Regions from separate parts of the Homo sapiens genome. Here all the other regions are linked to region 2. Evidence: chromatin contacts called from ENCODE Hi-C or POLR2A ChIA-PET data. All regions are on one chromosome and are shown on one strand. Each heading gives the region's core, a stretch centred on a gene start or an enhancer-like site at or near the end of the contact. The rest is flanking DNA. Distances are from core to core; before and after follow the strand shown.

Evidence for each region. Hi-C counts contacts between places; a loop is a spot of excess contacts on that map. ChIA-PET counts read pairs that join two places held with the same protein, here RNA polymerase II (POLR2A). Pooled maps may share reads with other maps.
Region 1: a pooled map shows a loop between it and region 2 (4-fold over the local background). The contact joins two enhancer-like sites. A Hi-C loop is called at or near these places in 1 of 37 single-sample maps with no recorded cell type and 2 of 50 pooled maps. POLR2A ChIA-PET finds 5 or more read pairs at or near these places in 1 of 52 experiments (OCI-LY7).
Region 3: a map with no recorded cell type shows a loop between it and region 2 (9-fold over the local background). The contact joins two enhancer-like sites. A Hi-C loop is called at or near these places in 7 of 37 single-sample maps with no recorded cell type and 4 of 50 pooled maps. POLR2A ChIA-PET finds 5 or more read pairs at or near these places in 3 of 52 experiments (AG04449, BJ and OCI-LY7).
Region 4: a loop to region 2 is called in a pooled map, with 2.2 times the contacts of the local background. The contact joins two enhancer-like sites. A Hi-C loop is called at or near these places in 2 of 50 pooled maps. POLR2A ChIA-PET finds 5 or more read pairs at or near these places in 2 of 52 experiments (activated CD4-positive, alpha-beta T cell and activated T-cell).
Region 5: a loop to region 2 is called in a pooled map, with 3 times the contacts of the local background. The contact joins two enhancer-like sites. A Hi-C loop is called at or near these places in 2 of 50 pooled maps. POLR2A ChIA-PET finds 5 or more read pairs at or near these places in 2 of 52 experiments (T-cell and WTC11).

What each region holds. Positions count from the first base shown.
Region 1 is chr21:34,843,476-34,846,175 of GRCh38, forward strand. The region is part of intron 6 of RUNX1 (RUNX family transcription factor 1); the gene reads right to left. The region is part of intron 1 of RUNX1-AS1 (RUNX1 antisense RNA 1); the gene reads left to right. Among named protein-coding and RNA genes, the nearest start is that of RUNX1-AS1, 8.5 kb to the left of the region's middle. Within about 2 kb of position 1,301, at least 20 of the 41 ENCODE cell types and tissues checked have a DNase peak (open chromatin) inside an H3K27ac peak, as active enhancers do.
Region 2 is chr21:35,189,189-35,191,888 of GRCh38, forward strand. No RefSeq gene overlaps it. Among named protein-coding and RNA genes, the nearest start is that of RUNX1, 140 kb to the left of the region's middle. Within about 2 kb of position 1,368, at least 4 of the 41 ENCODE cell types and tissues checked have a DNase peak (open chromatin) inside an H3K27ac peak, as active enhancers do; they include OCI-LY7, where a contact is called at or near this core.
Region 3 is chr21:34,864,269-34,866,968 of GRCh38, forward strand. The region is part of intron 5 of RUNX1 (RUNX family transcription factor 1); the gene reads right to left. The region is part of intron 1 of RUNX1-AS1 (RUNX1 antisense RNA 1); the gene reads left to right. Among named protein-coding and RNA genes, the nearest start is that of RUNX1-AS1, 29 kb to the left of the region's middle. RefSeq lists enhancers at 1,032-2,231, 1,502-1,671, 1,712-1,991. Within about 2 kb of position 1,388, at least 17 of the 41 ENCODE cell types and tissues checked have a DNase peak (open chromatin) inside an H3K27ac peak, as active enhancers do; they include OCI-LY7, where a contact is called at or near this core.
Region 4 is chr21:34,932,760-34,935,459 of GRCh38, forward strand. The region is part of intron 2 of RUNX1 (RUNX family transcription factor 1); the gene reads right to left. Among named protein-coding and RNA genes, the nearest start is that of RUNX1-AS1, 98 kb to the left of the region's middle. Within about 2 kb of position 1,417, at least 5 of the 41 ENCODE cell types and tissues checked have a DNase peak (open chromatin) inside an H3K27ac peak, as active enhancers do.
Region 5 is chr21:34,910,111-34,912,810 of GRCh38, forward strand. All of the region lies in intron 2 of RUNX1 (RUNX family transcription factor 1), which reads right to left. Among named protein-coding and RNA genes, the nearest start is that of RUNX1-AS1, 75 kb to the left of the region's middle. Within about 2 kb of position 1,386, at least 4 of the 41 ENCODE cell types and tissues checked have a DNase peak (open chromatin) inside an H3K27ac peak, as active enhancers do.

The DNA of each region.
Region 1 (2,700 bases), core at 51-2,550, 350 kb before region 2:
TACACATACATACATATACATCCATCACACATCCATACATCCACTCACACACACACACCGTTCTGTGATCGCCCTCAGGACATGGGCCAAGACAAGTGTAGCAAGCAACAGTCAATGGACAGGAAAGGCTGGCCAACGCCAAGGCAAGATCAACAACCAATACAACTTCAAGCCAGAGACGCACACAGGCCTGCCCCTCCCCAGCCCCCCTGCACCATGCGCCCAAGACTCACGGGACAAAAACCCAAACAAAACTCTGCTCCCTGAGTCCAGGGCTCATTGCCACGAGCAGTGGAGTTTTTCGCCCACTCACATGAGACTCGGGCCTCTCCTAAAAGCAGAGCACTCAAAATCTAAATCTGCCATCCCCGGTCGCCAGGGCTCACTGTCCATTTCTGTCTGGTGACTAAGGAGGTAACTTGAGCTCAGGGCAGAGAAGCCACCTGCTGGCTTTTGCTCTTGACCAGAGGTAGCCCTCTGTGGGGGAAGTGGAGGCAGTTTCTTAAGAAGGGTGCAGACAGCTCCCAAATTCAAGGTTTTTCTTCTTCTACCAGCCTATAATCCCAAATATTAGCAACCCTCCCTAGGTTAAGGTCTTATCTCAAGGAAACCCCCAGTTACAGCGTAACTGAAAAGTAACCAGAGAGTGGTAACCACCAGTGACATGGATTTGTTGATCAGAGTAGCTCCTGCCCAGGGACAGACTCTAAAGAGAAGGCGACTTGCAGAAGAGAAAGAAAGTATTGGTGGCGGGTGGCGCACTATGGAGATATGAGCACTGACTCACAGAACGCTGCCTGGAGCTTCTGACATGGCTTTGGAGTTCAGGCATCAGCAGGGCTAGTCCTGGGGTAGACAGGCAAGACCTGGGGGCCAGGAGAAGAAGATCCAGGAGGCGCACACACACTGCTTGCGTGAGCATGTTACCAGCACTGAGGCTCTCCACACTGGCCTCCTAACCTCCCTGCAGGAATCTCAGTTCCCCTCCCGCAGCAGCAGATCTCATACATAATGGGCAGAGACACTGAGCATGTTTGGACAGGACCGAGGTAAAGGCAGGGCCCTTCCAAGGTTGGGTGATGCCTCCATAAATGCTGGACAAATAAATGAATGAGTGAGTGAGTGAATGAATGAATGAGTGAGCCCCTTTCCTGGACTAGATTTATTCTGGAATGCTCATCCAGCAGTGTGGAGGATGATCTCTCCTCCTCTGTACTTCTAAAAAGAGGGAAGGAAATTCCCTCCTATTTCTAAAAGCCCTGCCCCCTGGGCCTCGGGGACTTTCCCAACAGCAGGGGAACAGCATCTGACTCTGACGCTCTCTCCTGTCACAGACGCCAACTGAGGTTCTAGGCTGGCCTTGCAAAGCCCTTGGACAGATGGCTGAGCAGGTCCTGGCTGGTACAGAAGGACAGGGTACCCTGGCCACTCACAGCTCCTGAGTACTCACTAGTACAAAAGCCAACCGCAGCAAGTTGTTTTGAACAGAACGTTGACCCTCCCTCACAAATAAGGCTTCCGGTTGTTTGTGTCATGACAGCCTCATTCAGGCATCAGGCTCACTTCTATGCACTGTTGTCCACGTGCCAGAAGCAGCCACCTGCTGAGAAGGGCATCTGTGAGGAGGGAGACCTCTTCTAAAGTTACCTGAATGGGCAAGTGGCTGTTTGCCTAGACTCCCACAGAGCACAGCATGGTGATGAAGATGCTGGTCCCACTGTCTGCCAGGTAACATTGGGAGGGAAAGTTCTGTTTATTCCAAGACACTAGTGCCTCCTATTCACCTTGGTGACCACATTTGAGCCAGTTAGGAAATGAAGGAAGGGAAGGTTCCATCCTTGCCAGGGATGGAGACAGGGATGGAGGGCAAGGATGGACGCCCAGGACAGCCTTCTGTCCGGCAACATTCCCCCTCCTCAATCCTTTCCCGATTCGAAAGGTACACAACTTCCCCCTGGCCTGTCTACCTTGAGTCTCTGCCTATGGCTGCCTGGCCTGGTGAGACCAGCCTCCCAGCTCCTCTGTGTTACGCAGGCAATAGGAGAGCTGCCTTTTCAACAACTGTTTTGAACTTTCCTCTCCTTTTAACTCCTTCAACAGTCCCTCTTCTGTGTGAACACTCTGGTGTGTGAAAGCAAGACCTCAGCTCAGGGAGACAGCCCTCATAAACTGCCGCAGATTACCCTGTCTTTTCCCAGCCGGAGGGGGACCCCGCCCCACTCCCTTCCCAGTCTCTTCCCCACCCCCAACTTTTTTTTTTAACCACTTCTGCTTCCTTCATTTTCTCAGCAGCTGCAGCGGAGAGATATAGTAAAGCTACTGTATAGGATTTTGAAAGCAGGGCCTCCAAGAGCTTTCCAAACTCCACACAAGCCAGTTATTCTCTGCCTTGTTTTCTTTGGCTTCAGGTTAGTAACACAGAATGAGTCAAACAGTATTAACTTTCAATAGGGAAGTGGTGTGGTCAACCAAAGCTGTTTGCGGCTAGATTATGAAGATAGGTAGGGCAGGTAATGCAGAATAGCCCATAATACTGTGAGGAGGCAGAGGAGGGAGGCGGCCCCACTCAGAAACACTCCAACAATTAAGTCAACAGAACTCACACCATCTTTTTTTAGTTGGCTGAGGAATTAACACCAAGGTCTCTGACCAGCCAGCTTTGGGAAGTTGGCCATAATGGGGCTTGGACAATTGAGTACT
Region 2 (2,700 bases), core at 118-2,617:
AAGGGTGGGGGGGGGGAGAAAAATCAGCACAGAGTCTGCTCTTAATTAAAACCAGCTGATGATGTACAGCGATTTGTCTGGAGCACCCTGGCTGCGCTGGTTCCCTGACAGCTGAACATTCTTTCCTGCCTGTACTGTTTGAACTATGTCCAATGGTGAAATCGTTAAACCTTTGATAACTGTAGTTTAAATGCGAGAAGGGAGCGGGGGAGCTTTCTGTTTTAAGCAAGAAAGAGAGATGAGTGTTGTATTACACAAATTAACAGTTAAAAAGTTAGTACTTATTAGATCATTTTCACTGGCTTTTGGTAGAATGCCTCTGGACATTTTCAGATTACCTATTGACACTTTTTCACGGCACAAATGTCAAAAATCTCACTTCCTCTCTTCTTCCCTAGGGGATTCTTGCTGTAGTTAGAAGGGAAATAGTATGAACCACCTGGTCTTACTCAAAGAAGCCTTGGGGATAGGTTAATTTCACAGTTGAAAGCTCCATGTGGGGGATACATTTACATATTTACTAATACAGAAAGGGCTACCAAAAGAAAAAAATCATGTGACTTCAGGAGAACTGCTCACAAACACACAAAACACTCTGTTTCATCCTTGAGTTTGACAGATGCTTGATAGGGAACAAAGAATAACCAAGCTGTTCATCTCCAAATACCAAAGTAACTTTAAAATGAATTGCTGTTCACAGTTTCTGGAAGACAAATCGGCATTACGAGGATGTAAATAATAACCTGTCTGTGTGTTCATACACACCCTAAACGTTTAAAAGATATTTTTAGGTATAAAATATTTCAAAAACACAATACCCTTTCTAAAACAGCCATCATGATATATCTGTATTATAGGAAAGTGCAGATATATACAGATAGTACGTAGTTATATTCATAGAAACATAGATGACAGATGGGTAGATAGGTAGATAGATTAATACTTAGTGTTTCAAATTATACTTGGAGCAATTTTTTTTTTTTTGAGACAGAGTCTCATTCCATCACCCAGGCTGAAGTGCAGTGGCACGATCTCAGCTCGTTGCAACTCGTGCCTCAGCCTCCCAAGTAGCTGTAATTATAGGTGCGAGTCACAGCACACTGCCCAAATTTCCTTTTTAAACTTTGGTTTCAGCATAGCCCTGTCTACTACTTGGAGGTGATTTTGGTGTTTGGATATGTTAATACATTTTTGCCAACCATGGTAGCCATGGGGTCTGGCACAATGCTGTAACCCCATTCTTTCAATAGAACGAATGCCCCTTAGGCTGTAAGTGTGGCCCCTGTTTCCTTTGAAGGGCTTTTAGAAATAGACAGAGTGTCTTTTCCCTGGGACTCTGGACTCCTGGGGCAAAGCTTTTTAAGACAGGTGTGAAAATTATCCTGGTTGATTCAGAAATGAGTCATTGTCTCCTGGCTGCTGCTACTGATCTCAAGCTAGCAAAGGTCAAATGAAGTTCTGGTTCACATAAAGACATTCTATGCTGAGTTTTAAGCATCACTGGGGAGTCTTCCAATTCATTTGATTTGGGAGAGCTCAACAACATTGCTGATGTAGTTATCTTTGTCCAGTTAAACTTTTGCCAGACAACCATGGGACTTCTGGCCCACAGGAAGGTAAGGGAAGATAGAAATTAGATTAAAAGACACCCAAGTCCAAACACAATTTCACCAGACAGGTAAATATCTTAATGCCAATTAGTTTTGACAAATATGAGACATATTTGGCTTTGTTCTATCTAGGGGTACTTTTTCATTTAATCAATCTCTCAATTAAAATTCTTTAGCATTGCTTATTTAGAGTCAAATAAATAAATATATCTGTCTGGGTATAATTCATTTAAATTAGAGCACAATGTTTGCTCTATTTGCCTTACATATTGTCATTCAGGAAACATAAGTACTCATGAAATTTTGATTTCTATTAGTTAAACTGTATAAGCATGAAGGAGTTAGTAGGGTGGTAAGCCATGTGGGTTGTCTACACTCAACGCTTTTCTACCTCCACACATCTCCTTGCTCAGAAAGCTCCCCTCCACCAGCGTCCCAAAATATCAGAGAGTAGATGTATCAGCCCCCATGCAGCTGGGCTATGAGTATTGGCTGTGGACTGGGACCTGAAGGCAGGCATCTCGAGCACTTTGGAAAAGGTTTTCTTCTCTAATTACAAAGCCCTGCCTGGAAGGACGTGTCTCCCTTCTCCGGCCAGCTGTTGCTGTGCCTACAAGTGACCTCCGTAACAATTAATTCTATCTTGTGACCTGAGGATTCTGTGCAGAACAAGAGACACAGCACAGATTTTTGATGACATCAACAAGCCATCAAATTGACCCTCTACTCACTTACCTCTGAGCTTCAATTTCTTCATCCTTAAAATGGAAAGAATAAAAGCATTTGCTTTAGGTTTTTTGATTTTTGGGGGATGTGAGAATTAAATAAAATAATGCAAATAAATCCACTTGATATTATGCCAAGGACATAAGACATGCTTGTTTTTAGCTTCTATCATTATTTTTATTACCACTTACAACTACATGATACTATGTTTTCAGAGAAATTGAAATAGTTCCTAAAAGCCTTCATATGTTCAACAAAGATCATAATGTAAGCAGGAGTAAAATATCTGTCAGTCAGTACATTTCTTACATAATCAATGCTTTTCCAGAATAATGTTTTTAAAAAACATTTTGAGGAGTAATTC
Region 3 (2,700 bases), core at 138-2,637, 320 kb before region 2:
CTGGTATTTTAAGTACATGGGTGTGGAGCACAAAAGACTCTCAAGTGTTTCTCCCAGCGAGCTGCAGCCGGAATAGTGAGAAATCACAGGAGAGCAAGGGAGGGCAGGTTGGCTAAATAGCAACGGCCCCAAAATGGGCTTTTCAGGACCCAGTGCAGGGGTGGAAGGATGGGGCTGCTGCCGAGAGGGCCGGTGTTTCTGTTGGCAGCCTGGAGGATCCAAGGCTCCCTGAAGCACTCACTGGCCTTGGTCTGGTGAGGCCAGCAGAGGCTTTGGTCAGTGCACAGATGGCCCCAGCACTGATCCTGTGTGTGCTGCTGGAAGTCGGCAGCTCTTGGTTCCAGAGGGGGCCACCACGGGGTCACAGGGTGGCCTGCATGGAAGGAAGCCAAGGAAAGGGGTAAACAAGGGGTAAACACCAAGTCCTTCCTCCTGCTCACTGAACCCTGACCACCACAGCAGCATCAGTTCCAGCCAGGGCTTGGGTTCCAGGAGGACCATTAGAAGACCATTAGAAGCACCAAACGACACTCATACTGAATAAGAAGGTGAGAACAAAAAACAACAGGGCAGATGAGGTTTGTCTTGATGTAGGCTTGGAAGCAGTGAGAGAGAAGAATTCCATATAAAATCCCATGAAGGTGGAAACACAGTGGTGATTCATTCAGTGTGGACTCTCAAGGCAACCTACTTAGGTTCAAAACCTCGCTCTGCCACTTGCTAGCTGTGTGACCTCAGGCAAGTTACTTGACCTCTCTGGGGCCTCAGCTTTGTCATCTGTAAAAGGGGGTTAATAACAGTCATTCCATCTCGTAGCATTGTTCTGCAGGTTAAATGGAATGCTGAATATACAAGCAGAGCACAGGGAAAGGTCTCAGTAAATGTCAGTGGAATGATCATTAAAGACATGATAAAGGTGATTCCACAAAGACCAGAGCTGTGACAGATCCCGTAAGAAGGAGCTGGGGATGAAGTAGGCACTGACGTCTGACATGAGGAGGGGTTTTGTGCGTGTGTGTGTGTGTGTGTGTGTGTGTGTGTGTGTGTGTGTGTGTGTTCAGCAGGTGATGGGGCTGCTACCAGGCCTAAACGCAACTTGAACTTCAAGTTCAAGTTCACTCCTGCCCCGCCAGCTGGCGACCTTTGTAAGGCACAACTGTGAGTGGCTGATATGCTATGTAAACAAGCCAGGCCAGTGCTCCTCACTGCAACATGTGTTGTCTCCCTCGACGCCAGTGTGTCCATCCAAATGCCAGGGCAAAATACTAACTGCTTTATTTAGTTGGGAAGAAGGTCAAGGGGTGAGTCTTCCTGGACACTCGCTGCCATGACACACTCCCCAGGGCCAGTCAGCGGGGAGGCCCCAGGTCTAGGCTTGATTAGTCTTGACGTTGGCGGCCCTGGGGCTGGTGAACTCTGACAGCCAATTGTGGTCAAATAAAGCCACGGCTGGAACCTGCAGTTCCGCATGGCCCAGCGCACTCTCCACTTCCTCACCACATCTGGGAAGTGGCTAAACCTCAGGATTGCTTCAAATGTGCACACTGCTCCCCAAAGAGCTGAGGGTGGCAAGGAGATTACAAAGCAAAAAGACATGCAGCTCGGGGTCATTTCTTGCCTAGGTGTGAAGAACATATTTAAAAGTGCATCCAGGCCACATCAGAGCAGAATCCTCCTATAACACCCCGTGTCTGACGGGCGAGCCCCGACTCCTGTTGTGACTCGGCCTCCTCAGGTCTAGTTTGCAGGTATCCCCGGTCTACCTGAGTTGGCTCTGCAGCAGACTCTGTTCCTGTCACTCTCCTTAGTGTAGGTCTGTAAGCATGAGTCATCTTCTTCTTTTGGGGACAGTTTCAGGGGATGTGAAACTTGCCCTTTGTCACGCAAAGGAAGGCTGCAGACACAAAGGAGCCGTCTGCCCTGGGGGCTCAGAGTCCTTAGGAAACACAATCGCAACATTTTTCACTCTTGTGTTTGTCTGCAGGAAAGCCAGTTGTGCCCAGAGTCTTGAAACGCCCAAAGAGTGAGAAAGGAAAAATAAAAGAAAAACATCGCAGCTTTTAAAAACCAAGAGAGTCAGTGAAGGCTCAGGTTCTGCTCTTTGCAAATTCAGGAAATCCCACAAGATCCTGAAAGGTTGCAGGGAGATTTCTCCTTTTACAATAGATGGCTTTGGGTCTAATTTTAATTGCGGATAACTAAGTATAAAAATTAACGTACCCTCGGATTCCAGGAGTAGTCTGCATTTGGAGTATTTTTTATGAAGTATTTTTAATTTTGATTTCTCACTTTTCCACTGGAACAACCTAACAGCCAAAATTCATGCTTATGCTCCTCTTCCATTTCCTTACCCAAACATTTGCCACTATTTTTGACAGTGGAGTTGTATAATTAATTTATTTGGGGATTTCTGGACGGGATACAAATCCTTCAACTTGCACATAATTTCCTGATTCTCCATGCTGAATTGAATTAAGATGTCGGCGTACTGTATATACTTGTGTGCAAAGTGCCTGTATTTGCAGATTGCTTGATCCAATCGCACTCACATCACACATGCAAAATGCAGACTTGAGGCCTAAGCTACTGGCACCAGGACTACCCTCAAAAGTCAGACTGAAAATCAGGTCCTTAGAATATAGAACTCAGTTTTCCATGGAAATGGCATTTGTTTGGAATTATGGATTGTTTGAAAAATAG
Region 4 (2,700 bases), core at 167-2,666, 260 kb before region 2:
TGATACATTCTAGAAAATGCTCATGCCATGCTTCTGATCTCATGTTAACCAACGGTGCCTAGTGGAACCTCATTACCCCCGGCATTTCCCATACTCCTCTCCCATTTACCCATTTCTCTCATCCATGATTTTCTGACCAATTAGCCAGTCTGTCCTACATTATACCCATCTCTCTTCTTATTGCATGTGCATCCTCTTTTATGCATTCACTTCTACTCCTATTTCTCACTTTAGTACGTACATGTACGTGTGCATAATGATCACATGCTTTTGAAGTGGTATTAAGAGAGTTTGCACAAAAATTGTGGGACAGATATGGGTATAATGTGGTGTGTGTTCACCCAAAGCTGTTGGCTTTAATCAGGATTGCAAAGCTATACACACAGGACATAACAGTTTATCTTGGAAAATTAGTGGTTGGGAACATCTCGATGGTGGACTTGTTTCAAACTAAACACCTCTTCCTCAACCTTCAGTGCCCTTCTGCAGAGCTGTTAGTGCATGAGTACTGTGAGATGCGTCCTTGTTACATGCTACAAGTAGCCCCTCAGGTAGAAGCCAGTGTTTCCAAATGTCTACATAACTAGGTCAAATTACATCCAGAGCTAGGCTGTGTTGCTCTGATGTGTTTACACTTATTTTCCATTGAATCTAAGTTTCTAATGTTTTAGGTCACTAACAATGAATCCAACATCTGACATTTTATGAGTGGTGGGATGTTATCAATCCTTCAGCAAGTTTTGATGTTTTTTTTATGACTTCTGGCAAGCTGGAGTCATTAGGATTTATTACCAGAAAAGGGAACAAATACTGTTGTTTTACTGTGTTCGACGTATAGTAGCTGAAAGTAGAGTATTTTCAAGACCTATGTTCCTTTTGAAATAAAAAGTTCCTAGGTCTTGCCTTGGTCTTTGGGTTGGCTGGGCATGCAGTACACTGCACTGAACTCACTGGTGTGATGGACCCCGTTCACGCACCACTCCAGACCTTCCTGGCTCAGTGCCTGGGAGTTTGTCTTGCTTCTGGGTCTGGGTGGCCTTGGAAATGGGGCAAAGGATACTGTCATAAAGCCACAGCTGCTGCTATTGCCATCACAGACCAAAGAATTCCCATGTGTGATGCTCACTGACAAGAGGAGTCAGCTGTACCTATGTGCTACTTGGCCAGAACTTAGAGATGCTTGGATTTCCCAGTGGCTACCTGGGGGTTCCAGGTAACAACTTGCAAGTGCAGGGGGAATTAATACTGTATTGGGTGAACTTTTGATCAATGAGAGGCAGTGGATAGGGAGAATCCAGCAGATAAGTTGCTTGCCTTTGTTCTAAGACACAGCAGATTCGTACAGCTTTTCTGTGTATGTCCTGAGAGAGCAAAGGCTTAGCTAAGTTTCTCATGAGCTGTGACTAGCTCTGTGCCTTTTCTTTTGCTTTCACTTTTACTTCCTTGGGACTGTACACCCTGTTGCCCCACCCCAAAAAGCATATAAGCTTTTGAGTCAAGTTTTTTTTTAATTTTTTTTTAATCATCTTAGGCTAAGACACTTTTTGTCCCTTCTGTTAGATTTGAACTCTTGGAGGACTGAGGCCATGTCATTTTCATGTTTCTCTTGATTGCATCTAGATATTTATTGAAACCATGTTTGCTGAATGACAATGTCTGGCTTACCACCCAAAGGAAGTTCAACAAAGGGGAGCAGAATCCCTCAATTCAGGGTGGCTTTGACATTCATGTCACACCCAACCTGCCACACAAATATTGGTCCAGCTCGCTGTGTCTTGGCAGGTGATGGAAGCTTGGCCTTGGAGGCACCAAGGAGCTAAGAGGACTCCATGATATGAACACAAAGGTCGATTCACATGCTGGTGCTTTAGGGGGCATTAAAACCATTCCAGAGAAGCAGGAATAAAGAATATAGGAGCATCTTTGTGGACACTGGGTCTGCAGGTCTAGCAGTAACAGAGGAGGGCATAATGGATTCATGAGGTCAAAGCTGGGATGGACCTTGACTGTAATGAAAAGAGGCCATGAGGGTGTGAATCAGGGAAAGAGGATGAAGGCAGGGGTGGGAGTTGTGTTGAACAATTGGCAGATGATCCAGGAGGCTTCATAGGTTGAAGACTTTCAGCTACTCATTAGGAAACAGCAGGCATATTCCTTCATTTTTCCCCTTTTTCATTTTTTAGACTTCCCCATATTCATTTTCCCTCTCTCTCCCTTACTGCTATTATTTTTTCATGTTTTTGATTCTGTCTTTATTCTACATTTGATGATTCAAAATGTGACATCTTTACATTTAATGAATTCTTAACCCAGTGGTATATGTTTTGAAGAGTGAAATTAATAAAGAGGCTTAGAGAGCAAATAGAAATACACTTCTATAATGAAAATAATCTGTCACTCATGCGTTAGCTGATTCTAGTTGATGTGTTCTTTGGGAGCCTGAAGACAACCGAGAAATGGGTCCTACAGCTGTGAGCTCTCCTTCCACTGCCATGATTTCCTTCACGGAGTCATAGCATTGCTGATTCCTAACTGGGATGTGGTTGGACTTAAACCTTGGTTTAAATCCTGACTCTGATATCCAAACATCCTAAGAGTCAAGTGCCTGGTTTCTTAGTTTCTGATTTTTTACACAGATAATACCTTCACAAACACATACGGTATATGGAAGTTGAAGAAAGAAATGAAATAATGTTTAAA
Region 5 (2,700 bases), core at 136-2,635, 280 kb before region 2:
AAACCAGCTGGAACACTCGCCATATTCCTAGTTCAGTGCTGTCTTCCCAGTGGGTTCTCAGACTTTGCAGCTCACCCTTAGCCTTCTGTTGCAGGGAAACCACATCCATGTGGCTCCCAGTCTCTGGCAAGCCAGCAAAGGGCTCCAACTTCTCTTGCTTTCTCCACCTTCTCCTCACTGGCTGGAGCACTCAGGACTCTCCCAGGTCCTATTTTTCTCCTTTTGGTAATTTCCTGATAGAAACTCCAGCAATGAAGATAATTTTCAGAACTGTTTTTTTTTTTTCTGGTACAGAATTCATTTTGGCTTCTGGGAACTAAGAAACAAATGAACTGTCTTTCTGAAGTCAAGAACTGTATAATGAAAGCTAAATGCAGAGGCAAAAGCCACTGTCGGTTGCCCTTTGTCCTCTCTGTCACCAGCCCTGGACATGAGGGTGAGACAGAAAGCCTCGCTCTTCCCCAGTGAAACCCTGCAATTGTTCTGTGCCAGATGAAGCCCTCTTCAGATGCTGGACAGGGTCCAGGTGCTGCCCTGTGAGTGGATGCCAGCCTCAGTCCTCATCCAGGCCAGGACCATGTCCAGGGCGGGCTTGCTCCTGAATCACATGCTTCCAGTCAGGACTCTGAATGCAAATGCTGGTGTTTTGTATTTTTTGTCGTTATGTTATTGTTGTTCTTTTTTTTTTTGAAACAAGGTCTCACTCTGTTGCCCAGGCTGGAGTGCAGTGGCTCACCGCAGGCTCCAGCTCCTGGGTTCAAGGGCTCCTCCCACCTCAACCTCCCAAGTAGCTAGGACTACAGACACACGCCACCACACCCCACTAATTTTTAAACATTTTTAGACATGAGGTCTCCTTATTTGCCCCAGCTGGCTGTGAACTTCTGGCTTCAAGGTGATCCTCCTGCCTCAGCCTTCCAATTAGCTCATACTGATGTTTTATTTAAATATCGCATAATATTTCAGTAAAAGGCCTGCAAAGAGGGCACAGAAAGCATTTTTTGGAGTTCACTGGGGGCAGGACGAGCTATCCCATTAGGTGGGAAGGGGTCTCTTCCTGATATGCATCATACAGCTGCTTCTAGTGGTGGTACAGGACCCAGGAGAAGAAGAGTAGGTGCTTAACAAATATTTGCTGAATAAAGGTTGATGAAAATCAATGTCGACAATACATTTATTGGGATCAGGTAAGGAACAAAGGTGATATTAACAACAGCTGCCACCTGCGTCTATTACCAGACATCTCATAGATAGCAACCCTGGGAGGGAGATCTTACATACATGAGGACAGAGGAATGGGAGATCCACCAAGGTGCCTGACAGCTGCATTTGAACCCATACTCAGATAGAGGAACCCTCTGCAGTCTGCTCAGGGTTGGAGTTTGTGGCTGGGAGAAAAGAGGAACAGCCTCTGCAGCCAACCCTCCTGGGCAGCGAATGTCTCCTCCCCACACTGCAGTGAACCCCTGGCCATCCTTCCAGCTCTGCCCTTGCCCCACTCCAGTAAAGCAGCCAGAGAGTGATACACATTAGATTGTGTCTCTCCTCCACCCAAACTCCTTGACGGCTTTCCAGGGCACTCAGAATTCCAGGCCCTGGAGGAAACCAGCCCAGCCCATCACCTAGACCTGGGAGCACCTGTCTCCCTCGGCTTGCTCTGCCATAGCCTCTGTCTGTCTCACAGACGCGCCAAGCTTTTTCTGCCTCAGGACCTTTTCAGGGGCTTTCCTTCTGCCTGGACCACTTTCCTGTCTCTAAACTCCCCCAGTTTTCCCCATGGCTGCTCAACCGTCATCTACTAAAGTAATGGGTAAAGTAACCCCGCTCCCTACCCCTGAACCATCACAACTATCATGTCACATGCACGGGTTTCTTTTCACCATTGCATTTGTCTTATTTGATTTCTGTGTTTATGTATTTGTTGTCCATCCTCCAAGTGACAGAGGGAGTGGATGGAGTGAAGGATAAGTTTTGTCCTGTTCACTGCCCAGCATCAAGAAAAGTGCTTGGAACTGAGTAGATAGTCAACAGACACTTCTTAAGAATGAATGAATCAATCGATGACAATGAACTGTAGCTGCCACCTCCTCCAGCCTACGTACCCTGAGGCATCCTAGATCTCAGAGCAAGGAGATGATGACTGCCAGGCATTGAGTGGTGAAAAAATATTTTCCTTTGCTACTTACTCTTCTATCACTGGGTGGCAGTAAGGCTAGAAGCCTGGGAAATCTCCATCACCCGTCCTCTCTGTTTTGCGATACTCTTGGGTGCCCTGAGGGCTTTAGAGGTTGCTGCGGTCAACAACCTAAGCAACCACTTCTGAGTTTCTGGCATAGTGGCAACCACAACTGGCCAGTAGGTCGAGGAGGCCTCTGCTTAACATATTGCACCGATGTTTTGGTTATGCAAATATATGGTTTTTCTCATTCCGATGGAAAACATTTCTGGCCAAGTCAAAACTACAGAAACACAGCAAGGAAGACTCATCTATATAGTCCCCTCAGTCCCATTGCCCCAGCCTGGGTCCCTCTTTTTACACCCTCAGAAGACTGTTCCCATTGCCTTCCTAGTCTTTGAGATGCAGGCATTTGGAAAGCACACATCTGATGCATACCTGAAACTCCGGATCAGTCACGTAATTGTTTCCAGATATACAGGACATGTGTGATGACAGATAGGATATGAACAGATGAGTAGTGA